Linked DNA regions of Homo sapiens: region 2 is linked to region 1. Evidence: chromatin loops called from intact Hi-C (ENCODE). Cell type or tissue: HCT116. All regions are shown on one strand.

Region 1 (8,000 bases):
TTGTCAACTCAACCAGAGTTTGGCTCAGACAGCAAAGCTGACACCCTTTCCTGTGGAGAACAATTCTGGGAAACTATTTTTTATTTTTTATTTTTTACTTTTTAGACAGGGTCTCGCTCTGTCACTCAGGCTGGAGTACAGTGGTGCAATCTCAGCTCACTGCAACCTCCCCCTCCCAGATTCAAGTGATCCTCCTGCCTCAGCCTCCTAAATAGCTGGGATTACAGGCACCCACCACCATACCCGGCTAATTTTTGGGATTTTTAGTAGAGAGGGTGTTTCGCCATATTGGCCAGCCTGGTCTCGACCTCCTGACCTCAGGTGATCCACTCATCTCAGCCTCCCAAAGTGCTGGGATTACAGGCATCAGCCATCATGCCCCGCCAATTCTGGGAAATTTTTAAGGTCAGCAAGGGCTAACGAACTTTGTGTATTAAGAACCATTTACAGAGAGAAACTCTTAGCCCCTCACATGACTTTCAAACCTGTCCACTGAAAAGAGCTAGAAACAAGAGCCAACCTGGTAGCAGTGAGCAACCCTAGAGCCCAGATTATGGTCTTGAAATACAATTTCTCACCAAACTATAAAAATAAACACAAACAGGGCTTCTTGGAGGAATGGCTGAGTCCAGGTCTGGGCAAGAAGAGCCTGGAACAGAAATGTGCAAGATGAGCCTGGAACCCATTGTTTTACCTAATAACAATAAAGCTACTGAAGATAACTAGGATTATGTCAGAAAGATTCAAGAACTAACCACTTGAAGAGAATTCTAAAATAGCACCTGTTAGGGGTTGCATTGGGTTCCTTACAACTTATATGCTACGTCCTAACCCCCTGTACTTCAGAATGTGACTTTATTTGGAAATAGGATCATTACAGATGTAATTAGTTAACCTGTGGTCATACCACAATAGGATGAACCCCTAATCCAATATGACTGGTGTCCTTTCAAAAGGGGGAAATTTGGATACAGATACGCACCCAAGAAGAACACCATATGAAAATAAAGGCAGAGATCAGGGTAATGTTTCTATGGCCCAAGGAACACCAATGATTGCCAGGAAACCACCTGCTGTCAGGAAGGAGGCATAGAACAGATTCTTCCTCACAGCCCTCAGAAGGAACCAAGCCTGCTGACACCTTGATCTTGAACTTCTGTCCTCCAGAACTTCAAGACAATGCATTTCTGTTAAAAAAAAAAAAAGTGTACTAGGAGAAAGAAAGGTTTCAGATATGCTAAAAATAATTCTACTGATTGCCATCAATTGGTAAGAAGCACTCAGTTGAAAAGAGGTCTTATGTGTCTGAAGAAGCATAATGAACCCACCCTCTCACCTTTCAGATACCACATCTATGTGTGGCTTAATGGAGACTATTGATAAGGAGGAGGAGGAGGGAATTATCTTCTTCTTCCCACTCTTACCCACCCAGAAGCAATTAGTGAACAGGGAACAAAGAAAGGCACATGCCTTCTTGTTCTGAGACCTAGGAGACTAGAGCCAGGTGAGGGAGAGAGGCACCCTGGGAAATGTTTGCATCACAAAATGGGACAGAGCCCGGCGGTCCACTGAAAGTGACAAACATTGGCAGACTAGCCGACGGATTTCCAGGTCTAGGGGAAGTATTCTTCCTGTCCTGAGGAATCTATTTAATAATTGACCAAGAAAACTGGGAAGCTGGGTTGCAAAGTAGCTCTTATTGGGCATCTACTAGATACTTTGGTACTGGTTGGATACTGTACCAGATGCTTTTACACTATAATTTTAGTTAATCCCCATAGCCATCGGCATTAGGGTTTTCCAGAGAAACAGAACCAACAGAACGTGAGACTATATAGAAAGAGATTTACTGGCCGGGCACAGTGGCTCATGCCTGTCATCGCAGCTCTTTGGGAGGCCAAGGCAGGTGGATCACCTGAGGTCAGGAGTTCAAGACCAGCCTGGCAAACATGGTGAAGCCCTGTCTCTACCAAAAATACAAAAAAAAATTGGCTGGGCATGGTGGTGAGCACCCGTAATCCCAGCTACTCAGGAGGCTGAGGCAGGAGAATCACTTGAACCCAGGAGGCAGAGGTTGCAGTGAGATGAGATCATGCCATTGCACTCCAGCCTGGGCAACAAGAGCAAAACAGACAGGAAGGGAAGGGAGGAAGGGAGAAAGGGAGGAAGGAAGGGAGGGAGGAAAGAAAGAAAAGAAAAGAAAAGAAAAGAAAAGAAAAGAAAAGAAAAGAAAAGAAAAGAAAAGAAAAGAAAAGAAAAGAAAAGAAAAGAAAAGAAAAGAAAAGAATAGATGAGATTCATTAGAAGGAATTGGCTCACACAATTATGGAGAATGGGCAAGTCCAAAATCTGTGGAGTGGGCTGGCAGCCTAGAGACCCAGAAGAGTCTATGCTGCAGTTCCAGTCAAGGCCAGTAGACTGGAGACCCAGCCAGTCACTGATATTCCAGTTTGAGCCTGAAGGCCATCTGCTGTAGAACCAGGAAGAGGTGATGTTGCAGATGTAGTCTGAAGCCATCTGCTAGAGAAGTAGGAGAAAGTTTCTTTTGTTCTATTTTGGCCTTCCACTGATTGGATGAGACCTACCCACATTATGGAGGGAGCCTACTTTACTTAAAGTCTACCAATTTGGGCATGGTAGCCCACACCTGTAATCCCAGCACTTTGGGAGGTCAAGGCAGGAGGATCACTTGGGGTCAGGAGCTCAAGACCAGCCTGGGAAACATAGCAAGACCCCAACTCTAAAAAAAAAACAAAATAAAAAAGTTAGCCAGGCACGGTGGCATGCACCTGTAATCTCCACTACTTGGGAGGCCGAGGTGGGAGGATTGCTTGAGCCCAGGAGTTCAAGGCTGCAGCAAGCTATGATCACCATATTGCACTCCAGCCTGGGCAATAGATTGAGACCCTGTCTCAAAAAAAAAAAAAAATCCATGGCCAGGTACAGTGGCTAACCCCTATATCCCCAGCACTTTCGGAGGCTGAGGCAGGTGGATCACCTGAGGTCAGGAGTTCAAGACCAGCCTGGCCAACATGGTGAAACCCTGTCTCTACTAAAAATACAAAAATTGGCTGGGCATGATGGCAGGCGCCTATAATCCCAGCTACTCAGGGGGATGAGAATGGCTGGAACCTGGGAGGCAGAGATTGCAGTGAGCCGAGATCATGCCATTGCACTCCAGCCTGGGCAAAAACAGTGAAACTCCATCTCAAAAAATATATATATTAACTAATTTAAACCTTAATCTCATCCAGAAATGCTCTTACCTCACAGAAACATCAGAATAATGTTTGACCAAATATCTGGAAACCCCATCATCCAGCCAATTTGACACATAAAACTAACCATCACCCCATCTGAAAGTTAGATTTCGCCCTAATTTTGTATATGAGGAGACTGAGGCTCAGAAGGATTAAGTGACATACCCAATTACACAGCTGATTGGAGGCCAGGCTATAATGAAACCATACTCTTTCCGACTCCAGGAAGTTGGGGGCAAGATACGTATTATTGAATCTCACTTGGAAAGAAAGTGCAGTTCTCCCCTACCTACATTAATAACCCTCTAACTAGTATTCAGTCAGCTAGCAAGTATTTAAGCCCCTACTATACTCTGAGCTGTCAGGAAAGTAAAATCTTATTTTACTGTCAAGAGCAAAAAGTTACCAAAATGTGTAGCAGGTCTTATTTTCTCTCTGGTACAGGTGCTGGGCGGGAGTTGGGGGTGGGAATGGAAGGTTGAGTCACACCAGAAGTGGTCAGCAGTGTGGGGACCAGGAGCCAGGTCTGTCACCACTCCTGCTTTGAAGCCACTTTCCCTCAAAAGTGGGTGACCACGGGGAATATTAAGCACTCAGGCTCTGGGATGAGCACTGACATCAAACAATTCCCTTTCATAAGGGGGCTGCCTGCTGGGGTCCATTGAGAAAGAGGGCAGGCATTCCAAAAGCCACTTCTTTCAGCAGGATGTAGGCAGAAACTATTCCCTTAGACGACCAAAACGGGTCACACGGGTCACAGTCACACGGCAAATGTCCCAGAACCCTATCGCCCACGTTCCCCCACACCACGACACTTGATCTGGTGCATCTAGTACGGTTGTGAGTGTCAGTTTCACCCCCTCAGGAAGCCAACTTCTCCCTCCACCGCAGCCTCCAGGTTTGTCCCCAGACCTGCCAACTGGTGTGGCCGCCTTCCTTTTGGTGGGCTGCAGGACCACTGGTGACACCTAGTGACCAAGGCGGCAGTAGCAGCCGAGAACGAGAATTCCTGATTTTCTCTCCTGGTGATGAGAGTAATGACACTGCCCGCCCCAGGACCAAGGAAGTCCCCAGGGAGGGAGTGTGTGAGATTTTTCCAGGAGGGAGATCCCCCTCGGTGAGAGAAGAAAGTGAGGCATGATCAGGGCTCATGACGCCCTTATCATAAGTCATGTGGTTTGAACATTAAAAGGAATGTGACCTCATTTCTTATTCTAAGCTGATCAAGGGGCACCTATGTTAAAAAGCACTGAGAGGCTCTTGGCCTTTTCTTGATTCCAGTCCCCCAGAAAGGGCCAAGAGAAGACTTCCAGGGTCAGACCCCTATCTGAGACCCCCTTTGCAGCCCTCTCCGCTCAGCCACACATCACTGTCCCGTCCACCCAGCTCCGTAGCCGTTAATCATATGTGGCTATCTAAATTAAATTAATTAAAATTACATTGAAAACTCAGCTCTTCAGGCACACCAGCCTGAAGTGCTCAACAGCCACAAGTAACTAGTGGCAGCACACATTACAGAGCATTTTCGTCATCACAGAAAGTTATCATAGACAATGCTGGTCTGTAGGCTAGAAATTTCTTTCCAGGCATCTTAAGATTCTTTTTAATCAAAGTTCTCTTTGGAAAGAAGAAAAAGCAGAAAGCTGGGTGGAACTGTCATCTTGGTATACCGTGCTTGGAAGCACAGGCTGACAGAGAAGGGATTGACACAAATTTGGCTTGAACTGGGTTTTTTTTCCAGATGCCACTTTACCGTGCCTCTCTCCCAAGAACAGGAGCTGTGTGGGCGTGTGTGTTTCAGGCTGCGTTTGGCACTGGAGGTTAAAACAGGGCGTTCTCTTCCTTCTTGCTTTCTCTTCAAGAGAAATAACTTTTTCCTCAAACTTATGATAAAGAAGACAGTTGGTAAAAATGTTTGGGAACCTCTGGTTTGGGCTAAATGAAGGCTCTTTGGAGACACACACTAGCCAGATTATAAGGCATAAAAGAAGTCTTGGACGCCAGGGGACACTGGACTGGCCATCAAGATTAATCATCCCATGGGGTCTCTTGGTACCTCATTCATTCACTCATTCAACCAGCATTTACCAACTGCCCGTTATGTTCCAGGCACTATTCTAAGCTACAGAGATACAGCTGTAAGCTGAACAAAGACCTTCCCTCATGGAACTTACCCACAAGAATGGAGGAATCTGACCCACAATATAAATAATGGTGTCACATCAGTATCATGGATCCAGGCCAGCCATACACTGATGACAACAACAGCTGCCTCGTTTTGAATTCCATAATCCTACCACTATTCTGTACCAAGCACGGTTCACTCCGCTCTCAGTGGATTCTCATAGTCCTCACAGCTACCATATTAAGTCTCAGTTATCATTAGTCTCATCTTCCATTTATGCAAACACAGAGAGGCCAAGCAAGTAGCTTAAATCATACCACTGTACAGGCACGCACCATTGTTCCAACCCTGGTCTCACTCATGCCATATGGTAGAGGGAAAGCATACGTTGTCAAATATTCAGGGATTCTAGAACGTTGCAAATAGAAGAATAAACAAGACGTATCCAGTGGTAAAGACAGATACAGTGTGATGTGCCTCATGGTAAGTAGAAAATAGAAGTCACTATGGAAACAGAGGAAGGGCATATAAACCAGCCTCCAGGGATGTGGCCAGGGTGTTATCAGGGAATGCTTCCTGGAGGAGGTGATACACGAATGAAGTCCTAAGGGAAAAATAGAAGTACAAGTGTTGAAAATGTGGGGAGGGACAAAGGTATGCTGGGCAAAGGGAACAGAAGTGCCCAGGCCTAGAGGGAAGCAGGTATTCAGTGTGGGTTGTGTACAGTTTGGAAGAAGAAAAGTGGCCCAATGATGGATTTTACAGCCTGCTCAGAAGTATTCACTTGACTTGGAGGGTTTGGGGCAGTCATCAAACAATGCTGCAGATGAAAGCATGGTAAAAAAGAAAAAAAAATGCTCCTCAGTATCTACATCAGGAAGGTGGTCACTTGTCACCAGTCTGATATTCATGGCACCTTAGGCTTTTACACACAGCCCTTTGTAGTTTACAAAGCAATTTCATGTGCCCAAACTCACAAAGCTGTTACATGGCAGGACCAGTCCTCTGCAAGCTCAAATCAGGGCTCCAGCCTCTATTCCACAGCACAACCTGCCAGACCCAGTGGTTGGTTGGCTGACTGTCCTGGGAAAAACTAAAAGCAAGAGAGTTTCCATTGCAGGTGACTTTGAAAGGACTTGGGGGTGCCATCCTGGTCTCCAGGCTGAGGCAGTGAGAATCTGGAATCAAGAAATGCTCTGGTTAATACTTCTTTCCTATTTTTCTTCCAGACTAGGTAGGCCTCAGAACTTATCTGTTTTTTCTGGCCATGGGGTATAAGAAAGTAAAAGAACTTATCTGTGGTTCTCAGAATGTCACACCCTGTTTGGCTTACCAGAAGTCCCTGCAAGGCTGTTTCAAACTTTACAGAGGCTAGCACTGAGATTCTGTGTCCCCACCTCGCCCCAAGGCCTGTCCCCGTTTGCATGTTCATTTGCTGCCTCTCCTTAAAGGATATTGGTATCTTTCAGCCTCTGTGACCAATGGGCATGTGGCATCGGGGGATGTGCTAGGTGGGGAATGTACCCAGGGCCACTGCCTTGATCATAAAATGGGCACAGTGGTAGTACCTACCTCGGCTTGTTATGAGGACTCAATAAGCCAATGCTTGAAAAGGACTTCAGAGGCATTCATGCCTGGATGGCTGGCACACACCTGGATAATTGCTGTTCTTAAGGAAAAGGTCAACAGTTTTGACTACTTAAAACTTTCAACATCTGTGTGTTAAATACCAATAATAATAACAACCAGAATTTAAAAACAAGAAACTGGGAAAATTTTGCAGTAAATACTGTATTCAAAAGGCTCACTTCCTTACCAAAAGTTCTTGCAACTTAGTAAGAAAAATACTAAAACCCAACTCTTGGTCTTTAAAGAAGAAACAGTCAATAACCTGTCACTGAATGTTCATGTATTACCTCATCCCGTCCTCACATAACCCAGTGATTACACTATTATTGACCTCAACGATGAACAGTGACCATGACAATGGGACAGAGATGTTTGCATTTTACAGCAATGCTTATATTTCACAGCAAAGTCTGTAATGCACAATTTTCAAATGATGAGCTAAGGTTTTCATCCCCATCTCTTGAGCCATGGCATAATTCCTTCACCAGGTAGCCAGAGAGAGCTGACATTTTCAATCCTGCAGCACCAGCAAAATGAAATTTCCCATGTTCCTGTTGTTTTTGATGATGTCTACTGACCTCTGGCTAATGCAATGTGATATATAGCCTAGATCTACAAAAAAGAAGACTCCTGAGGCCACCTGACTATGAATTAATGTGCTTTTCTTCACTGTGCGATGAAGCCACAGGTTTGTCAGCACACTTAGAGCCAGAGGCCTCATGGGAACCCAGGACCTCGAAGCAGCTTGACACCACCCTTACCCCAGATTATGGCCATTCTAGAAAACCTGACCATGTTTTCCGGCTCAGCTCAGCCCCTTAAAGTCATAGACTGTTGCTCCTGGAAAGAATTTGGAGAATCAGTCTGTTCTGTGTTTTTCAAATTATGCTCCTTTTAAAGCCTTGAGGATCACCCCAAGGCAGTCTGGGGGATGGAACCAAAAGGATTAGATAGATCCAAAGTTCTACTTAAATCTTTTTTATATA
Region 2 (8,000 bases), 170 kb before region 1:
ATGTTTATGTGAAGAATTTACTACAACATATGAAATATGTCCCTATTTTTCTCTTACAGCCATAAACTCACAAACTAAACTATGCAAAATCATAGCCCCGAATATTAGTTGTAACTATGCAGCATACTATATGCAGAGCAAATAAATTTTAAGTCTAAAATGATAATAATAATTTTACAATCATGAACCACCAATACAAGATATTCCTAAAATGGCAGAAATTCCAGATAGCTTGGTCTTTACAAATGAATGCGAATATAGATTATATTCATACTGGAGCTAAGGTAATCTCTAGGAGCTGGTGTATTACAATGTCCAAGCATTTTTTATGTCCTTAGTAACTTGCCCCTCTGTCCATACCTTTGCAGTGTGGAGCTTGAATACTTAAACCATTCTTTTCACCAGTGGACATGAGGAGCATCTAAAAAAAGCTATACAAAATAGAAAGAACAGAGTGTTTTTTTCTCACCTTTAAGCACTGTATATTTCTGATTCTCCTTGTATAGTTTCATGCCTGTTCAAATTTAGCCTGAAAATTCCAATTTATGCTTAATGCATGAAAAAGACCCTATTCCAGTAAATGCACTTTTAGATTTCAGAAATCACAGAATGAGAATACTAATATAGTCATTCACCTAGAAAATTTTTAATGCAAAAAGTAGCATTAATAATAACAAATATTTTATATAAAGAATTTATTTTCTGATATTTACAAGTATTCATTAGGCAAAACATGAAAAATGTCATGTTTTTAAAAAAAAACATGAACTTGTTGTTTCAAGCATATTGCTTACATAAAAATATAGAGAAAATATACATAAGCCAAGGTCAAGCGAGGAAAACAGTGAGGACTGTAATTTAAATTTAAACAGGCTAGAATTGGAGATAGAGGGCAGCACGATAAATTAGAGCACAGACCTTGAATCTAGACTGCCTGAGTTCAAATCTCAGCTTGTTCACTTACAATCATACGCACTGGGCAAGTGATTGAATATTTCCCTTTCTCACTTCCCTCATTTTTCCCATCTGTAACATAGGGATGAAAACAAAACTGATCTCATAGGTTTACTATAATGATTCAATCTATGTAAAAATACAAAGACCCTGCCAGGCACTAGTAAACAATAAATGTTACCTTCAAAAATTACAAACATATCTACTTAGGCTGGATGTTCTCATCCCTCAGAAGCCAGTCTTCTACCTGCATTCACATGAATTGGACTGTCCTAATAACTTTATTTATTGGCTTCCAGAAGAGAGCAGAAATCAGCAATTCTAGCATCACCTCTCCCCACCACCACACATGCCATTACTTTTATTGGCATTTCTAACACTCCACCTTATTCTCAACATGTAAATCTTTTCCTTTCAATGGGAGATGCTATTACTCACTAAGCTATAAGTTCACAACTGAGATGTTGAGGTGAACAGGAATGTCTTTAGTTGTGAAATGTGTCAGATGCAGTTTATTATTCACAATGACTCAAGTGCCCAATTTCATCAACTTACTTTTACAAATAAGAGAAATTTCAAAGTGATCTCAATACCTTCAGTCCCACTCAGTTGAGTTCCAACAAGCTTCCTCAAGTAGGAAGGAAGCAAAGATGTAAAATTCTATTGAATCTGTGGATTAAACACATCACATGATGGGTACATCGATGCACAAGTGTCACACATGTCAATGTCACCCTCATGTTTTGCAGAAAAAAATTTAAAGTTGACAACTGCTGTCCTAAGCAACAAGTTAATAGAGATATATTACAAGTTCTTTGCAGACTGGAGAGGCATACACAGATGTTCATAGTTATTTTGAGTAAATATATGTTACAGAGAGAAAGCTCAGACATGACAAGTCTGCCTACTCCAAAGGATGGAAGAGAGTTCGGGGCTGTTATCCTGGACACAGTGTCTATGGTTATAAGCCCTTCTCCATCATCTGACACGTCTGGATTAGGCTCACTTGCTGGCCCATCAATAGCAAACACCCTGCATACAGAGAAATATACCCCAAAGGATCTATGCTCAATTTGCTGCCATTTTAGGTACATTTCCATCAATTATTCAGATTTAGTGGTGGTACCCATTAAGTCTGGAATATCAGGGACTTGTCAAAAAATAAGCTAAATATACTTTATACAAACAAGATTAATTTTAAAAAACATGAAAACATCTGGCCTGAATAATGGGTCCTTTGATCTCTGCAGATAGTTCAGTGGGAAAGAGAGATTATACGTAATAGTTTTATACTATAGATAATGAGTTTAGTAAAATGCAGGTATGAGTAAGACAAATATTTATAATTTTTAAATGGGTAACATTTAGATAAAATATTCATATTAATAGGGTCCTGACAACTTACATTTGATATGCAAAAAGCATGCAAAATCAGTAGTTACTAAATTAAAATTTACTGGTTTTTATCACTGAATAAATCCACTGATTTTTTATAAGGCAGACGATTGATGAATTCATTCAGATATGTTAAAAAAAAAAAAAAAAAAAAAAGAATACTGGCCAGGCACGGTGGCTCACGCCTGTAATCCCAGCACTTTGGGAAGCCAAGGCGGGCAGATCACGAGGTCAGGAGATCGAGACCATCTTGGCTAACACGGTGAAACCCCGTCTCTACTAAAAATACAAAAAATTAGCTGGGCACAGTGGCGGGCGCCTGTAGTCCCAGCTACTCGGGAGGCTGAGGCAGAAGAATGGCTTGAACCCGGGAGGCGGAGCTTGCAGTGAGCCGAGATAGTGCCACTGCAGTCCAGACTGGGCGAAAGAGCGAGGCTCCGTCTCAAAAAAAAAAAAAAAAAAAAAAAAAAAGAATACGCTCTCATATAAACCATTCTCAAAGCCAAATTAAACAACAAAGCAAACAATGAAACAAACTCTATTTGGTCAATGTAAGCAGGACCTGTAGGCATAACTACTCTTTAAGTGGCCTCTGCATTAGTGAACTTGGTTCTCAGAGGAGTGTACAGTATACGCTTAGCTTGGAAAATTGACCCTGTGATTTTTGTACACTGCCAGCTGGTGTCAGCCCTGTGTAGGCCATGGATGCTAAATTCATACATGCTGAGCTCCAGCTGAGCTTTGTCACCAACCCTGTCTGCTCTGGCCCCTGCCAGACTGATGACTGGGCACATCTTCACTGAGATCACTCTGCTCCCTCTAATACCAACTAGCTGTACCTACTAAGATCTGCTGGCGTATTTCCTCCTCTGGTCCCAGGTCCAGCTGTGCAGACCCAGCTGGTAGGATGAGAGAGAATGTGTGTGTAAGCGTAAAAGCTGGGACATCTCCTAGTCTCTGTCCCACCTGGAGAGGCCCAGGCATATTCCAGCTCTCTCCACCCTGCAGCTTTCACCTCCCCAAAGCCAAGCCAGTCTCTCCCTATACCCTGACCTGGGAATTTAACACTCCTACTCACACACACTTCCCCTCCCTCCCAACGACTGCTCCTTCCACCGAGTCAGACTCTACCCTAATGTGTGGAAGCTATACCCTTAGTAGGCCTACTGAGGCTGATGCTGATTTTATTTAAAAAAATGAAGGCACATTTTGGCAAAATTGACAGGATTTGCTGGTGGATTGGATGTGGGAGAAAAGGAGAAGAAAAGAAATAAGCAGTAATTTTTTGGCTTGAACAGCTGAGTAGAATGGTAGTGCCATTCTCTACTGGAAGATAGCTGGAAGAGTAACAGGTTTGGGAATAGACATAATTTCCAGTAAATGTGTTGCTTTTATAGCCTAAACACATATATGTTAAGTATTCAAAAATGTTTAACCCTGTCTTTGCTAAAACTACAAAAATTAGCCGGGCACGGTGGCACGCACCTGTGGTCCCAGCTACTTGGGAGACTGAGGCAGGAGAATCGCTTGAACCCAGGAGGCGGAGGTTGCAGTGAGCCAAGATCACACCACTGCACTCCAGCCTGGGCGACCGAGTGAGACTCCATCTCAAAAAAAAAAAAAAATGTTTAAGTAACCTAAAATAAACAAGAAATGTGAAGATGTTTTGTAATATCTAAATTTGTGATTGAACTAATCCAAACAGCACAGAGAGAAAGACATCTTTGAAAGTGAACTTTGGTTTTGTTAAGTTTATTATGCCCACTAGACATTCAATAGAAATGGTGAGTTGGCAATTGGAATTGGATATGCATGTTTGGAGGAGACAAATTCAGAACTAGAGATTCTGTTGATGGAATTTAAGGCCAAGGGATTGTGTGAGAACACAAGAGGGCAGAGTTCCCAAGACTGAGAAGTCAGTAAAGCAGAGGGACAACCATGAGAGAATCAACAGGAGTAAGACAAATGCTGAGATGTCACGTAGATATGCAGACAGGGAAGTGGCCACCATCTTTACATCTGAATGGTCTTTGGTGACTTGGTCTGGACCAGAGCAAAATCACTAGACTGACGCATCAGCCTCCTAACTATTCTCCCAGTCCCCACTTTAGATCTCCCGCCAAACTACACAGCAACCAAAGCCCACTTGTATAACTTAAATCAAATCCTATCAGTCATTTGCTTTAAAACTTTCATTAGCTTACCATTTGAACTTAGAATAGAAGATAACACCCAGGGCTGGAATTAGGGTAAGGTGAGGATGGCACTCAGGCACAAAATTTAAGGGGGTACCCAAAATCTTGGTCATCAAAATAAATATTTTAATGCAATATTTAAAGAAACAAATTAGCAAACTACAGCTCATGAACCAGCTGCTTATTCTTGTAAATAAAGTTTTATTGAAACCAGGGCCAGGATTAGGGTAAGATGAGTAGGGAAGATTCAAGTGCAAGGTAAGAGCTGTCTTTACTTAAAATCTTGACATTTTGTTCATTGTAGATTTTATTTTGCACTAATATTTATTTTTTGAAATATTGCATTATGTTATTTATCTATAATACTGAGTTTTTTGGTACTGCCTTAAATTTTGTCCAGGAGACAAAGTGAGACATTCATCTCATCCTTGTCCTGGCTCTGCCAACCCCGTATCAACGCCTATACTTTCCAGTCAACTTGTGTAGCTTTTGTGGTCAGAAAACATAAATATTAGTTTATGCTTTCAAAATTTTTTAAACAACTTAAAATAAACCCAAGTAATATGAAGGTGTTTTTTATAGCAGTACAGAGAGAAAGGCATCCAACTTTAATATCTGAAAAGATAAAGATTCAACTTATTTTCCAAATGAATCTGCTCTTCTTTATGCAGTGAGTACTCAGCAAGGCACATGGTTTAATAACAGCAGGAGAGCCATTTTTAGATAAAACTGATGATGCTTTCATGGAAAGGTTCCAGGCAGATTAAAATTGTATAAGACATCATGCTTTTTGACTGCTTAAATATGTTATGATCATAATTTTATTTTGTGATTTCAACAGAGAAAAAAGATTTTCCTTATTTATTAGGTTATCAACTGAAAGAACCAGGCAGTTTTAATTTCTTCATTCATCTAATAAACTCAAGTTACTATGCTGAAGCATGAAGGATCTTAGAAATCCATTCACAAACATATTTTTAAGAGGGCATATGGTTTGGGGCTTGATTAACAGAATAAATATTTGTAGGTTTTCCAAGTTAACAAAAAACTGTTTTCTTTCTCTTAGTCTTTCCTCCCTCTACTATGCCTTATGTTTCAAAGGTTGGTTTGCTTCCTCTGTGACTATAACATTGTGAATAAATGAATTCAGCAGAGCTTATAAACTATTGGCTCTCATCTTAGCCAAGCTTTTATACTAGAGGAGATGTGTCTGTCTCAGTTTCCCTATGTGAAACTTGAGAATTGCTAAGGCAAAATGCTGTCATCATTACAGATGGAAATAGGTTATCCAGATATTACTAAAGTGACCCATATGTCCATACAAGATTATCGGTGAGAAAAACACCTGGGCGTGTCCCATGCACATACACAGCCCCAAAATATCTGCCTCCCTGTTTAGTTGTAAGTTCTGTCCTCTGACCAGATGATGGCTGGCATGGTGGGGGGCAGCTGGCCGGGCACCCCAGGCTTGTTCAAATGGCAGCTGGGCAGAGGTATAAGGACCATCTGCGGGCATGCAAGGCTTCTTGAGGACTAAGCTGAGAACTTCCACCATATTCTGTTGCCCAAAGCGTCACAAGATTAATCCAAAACAAGGGGAAGGAAAACAAACTTTACCTACTGATAGAGGGACCTGAAAAGTCACCATTGCAAAAGGACTTCATTATAGGGAAGAGAAGAATTGCAGCCATTTTGCAAACTACCACAATTAGCTAATAAAGTTAGAAAATCCACTCAATTACCTATAATAAAGTGGTGCTTTTTAACAAGGTTATTATGGAGGAGGAGAGGGAATGAAGATCTGTGGGAGAGAATTTTTGTTGTTGTTGGGGGAAAAAACCACTTGCAAATGCAGAATAGCGATCATTTGATAAGACCATGGAGAAATTGAAGCAGATTATGTTCCCATCTGGGATGATAATGATTGACTTGCTCTGTTCTTCATATTTATGTGAAACTGAAATAAACTGAAATTCTTGGCCTTAAGCTTCAGAGCAATTCAGGATTTGTTCAAAGGTAGAAATTCTGACCTGGCTACCTGCCATCTCCAAGTTTAGATAGCTAATTGCTCCAGTTGGAGATTCTTATTTTATTTTCTTATATCTGTTTATTGAGTGCCTGTAGGGATCCAGGAATTTTACGTATGTCATCTTATTTAATGTCATCTTATTTAATCTGATGATTAAACAACCCTCTGAGATAGCTGTCATCCACATTTTAATATGTGTAGGTACTGAGGCTTAGAGTCCTCCAGTAACTAGTGAGGGCCACAGAACTAGTCATTGGTAGAGTCAGGACTCTTTAAAATATTTCCCCTTATTCTGAGTGTCATCCCATAGCTTTACCCTTTTGAATTATACTCTATTTTTAATATTTAATATTAGAAATAAAAATGTCACAGTCTAACTCATTGGGAAATAACTGTTCCATTACCAAGAAAACAAACAAAATAGAAATTCCCTTAGCTCCCCCAGGTTGTTTAAATGCTTAGTTGTGGATTTTGTATTCAATAGAGAGAGCAGGTAAAAAGAAAGTGTTATAATCATCTGCCAAATGAATATCCGTTGGCAATAAAGGTAAATTCAACTTACTAAAATTTGATTTCCTGTAAAACTAGTCAAGAATGTGTGCATTGACTATAATAGGGCTCAAATGGAGGAAAATAACCTTTTTCTCCAACTCAGTGCTCTCCAATGGTCTGAAAGTCTGTGTCCACCCAGAGGCTAACAATTCTCCAATCTCACCTGACCTATAACCTCAAGCCTGCAGGGATGAGAGCCAGACAGCCCTGGGTATGGCCCCCAACTTTACAAGGTATTGCATCTGAGGCCTTGGGCTATTTACTCTTCTTACTGAGCCTCTCTTTCTCCAGCAGTAAAATGGATTGAGAATGCTTATGGAGCTATAAATATTAAATGAATAATGCATGTAAGTCAAGTAATTTGAATGCTAAGTGCTATTGATTTCTCTCTCACTGTACATTTTTCAACAGAAGCTAGCACAAAATAAAGCACAGCAAGCAAACTACCCCCCAATACAGGTGGACTTCACTGGTTGATTGTTCTTTTGCATTTGTGTATTCCACACCTGTCCTCTCCCACCGCATATTTATAAAACAACAAAGTGTGATGGGAAATGGCATTTTACCAACACAGGTTCTAATCTCAGCCCTGCTCACTGAGTAAACGCTGTCTTTACACCATCCGGTTGCTCCATCACTTTGAGCTTCACTTCCTTCCAGCTGTGAAACAAAGAAGCTAAGGAGATACTGATCATTCTAAAACTAGGGAACAACTACTTAAAAACACCACGCACTGTGCCTGGTACTACTTCTCCATGCCTTTATTTCCTTTGGTACTTACAAGGAAGTGCACCCATTTCCAAAATGACCAGTCAGGTAAAAAGGAGACTTTTTCTTATTTGTTTTGGGTTCTTCTGCTTCCCCCTTGTGTGTTT

What was found. Hi-C counts contacts between places; a loop is a spot of excess contacts. Peaks named below come from ENCODE experiments on the same cell type or tissue, not always from the same donor. Only the 100,000 strongest peaks of a DNase experiment are listed, where the experiment ranks them.
Region 2: a loop joins it to region 1, with 4 times the contacts of the local background. A loop is called at or near these places in 5 of 110 quality-filtered maps.

The regions. Positions count from the first base shown.
Region 1 is chr9:19,468,221-19,476,220 of GRCh38, reverse strand. LOC105375988 (a long non-coding RNA gene) reads right to left here and starts at 6,119. Exons shown (of 7, transcript XR_007061431.1): 1 at 5,721-6,119. In HCT116, a CTCF peak has its summit at 4,235 (motif pointing left); a DNase peak (open chromatin) is centred at 4,200; H3K4me3 peaks cover 449 bases.
Region 2 is chr9:19,637,492-19,645,491 of GRCh38, reverse strand. All of the region lies in intron 2 of SLC24A2 (solute carrier family 24 member 2), which reads left to right. Among named protein-coding and RNA genes, the nearest start is that of SLC24A2, 150 kb to the left of the region's middle. In HCT116, a CTCF peak has its summit at 4,220 (motif pointing right); no DNase peak of the experiment used is centred here; H3K27me3 peaks cover 2,331 bases.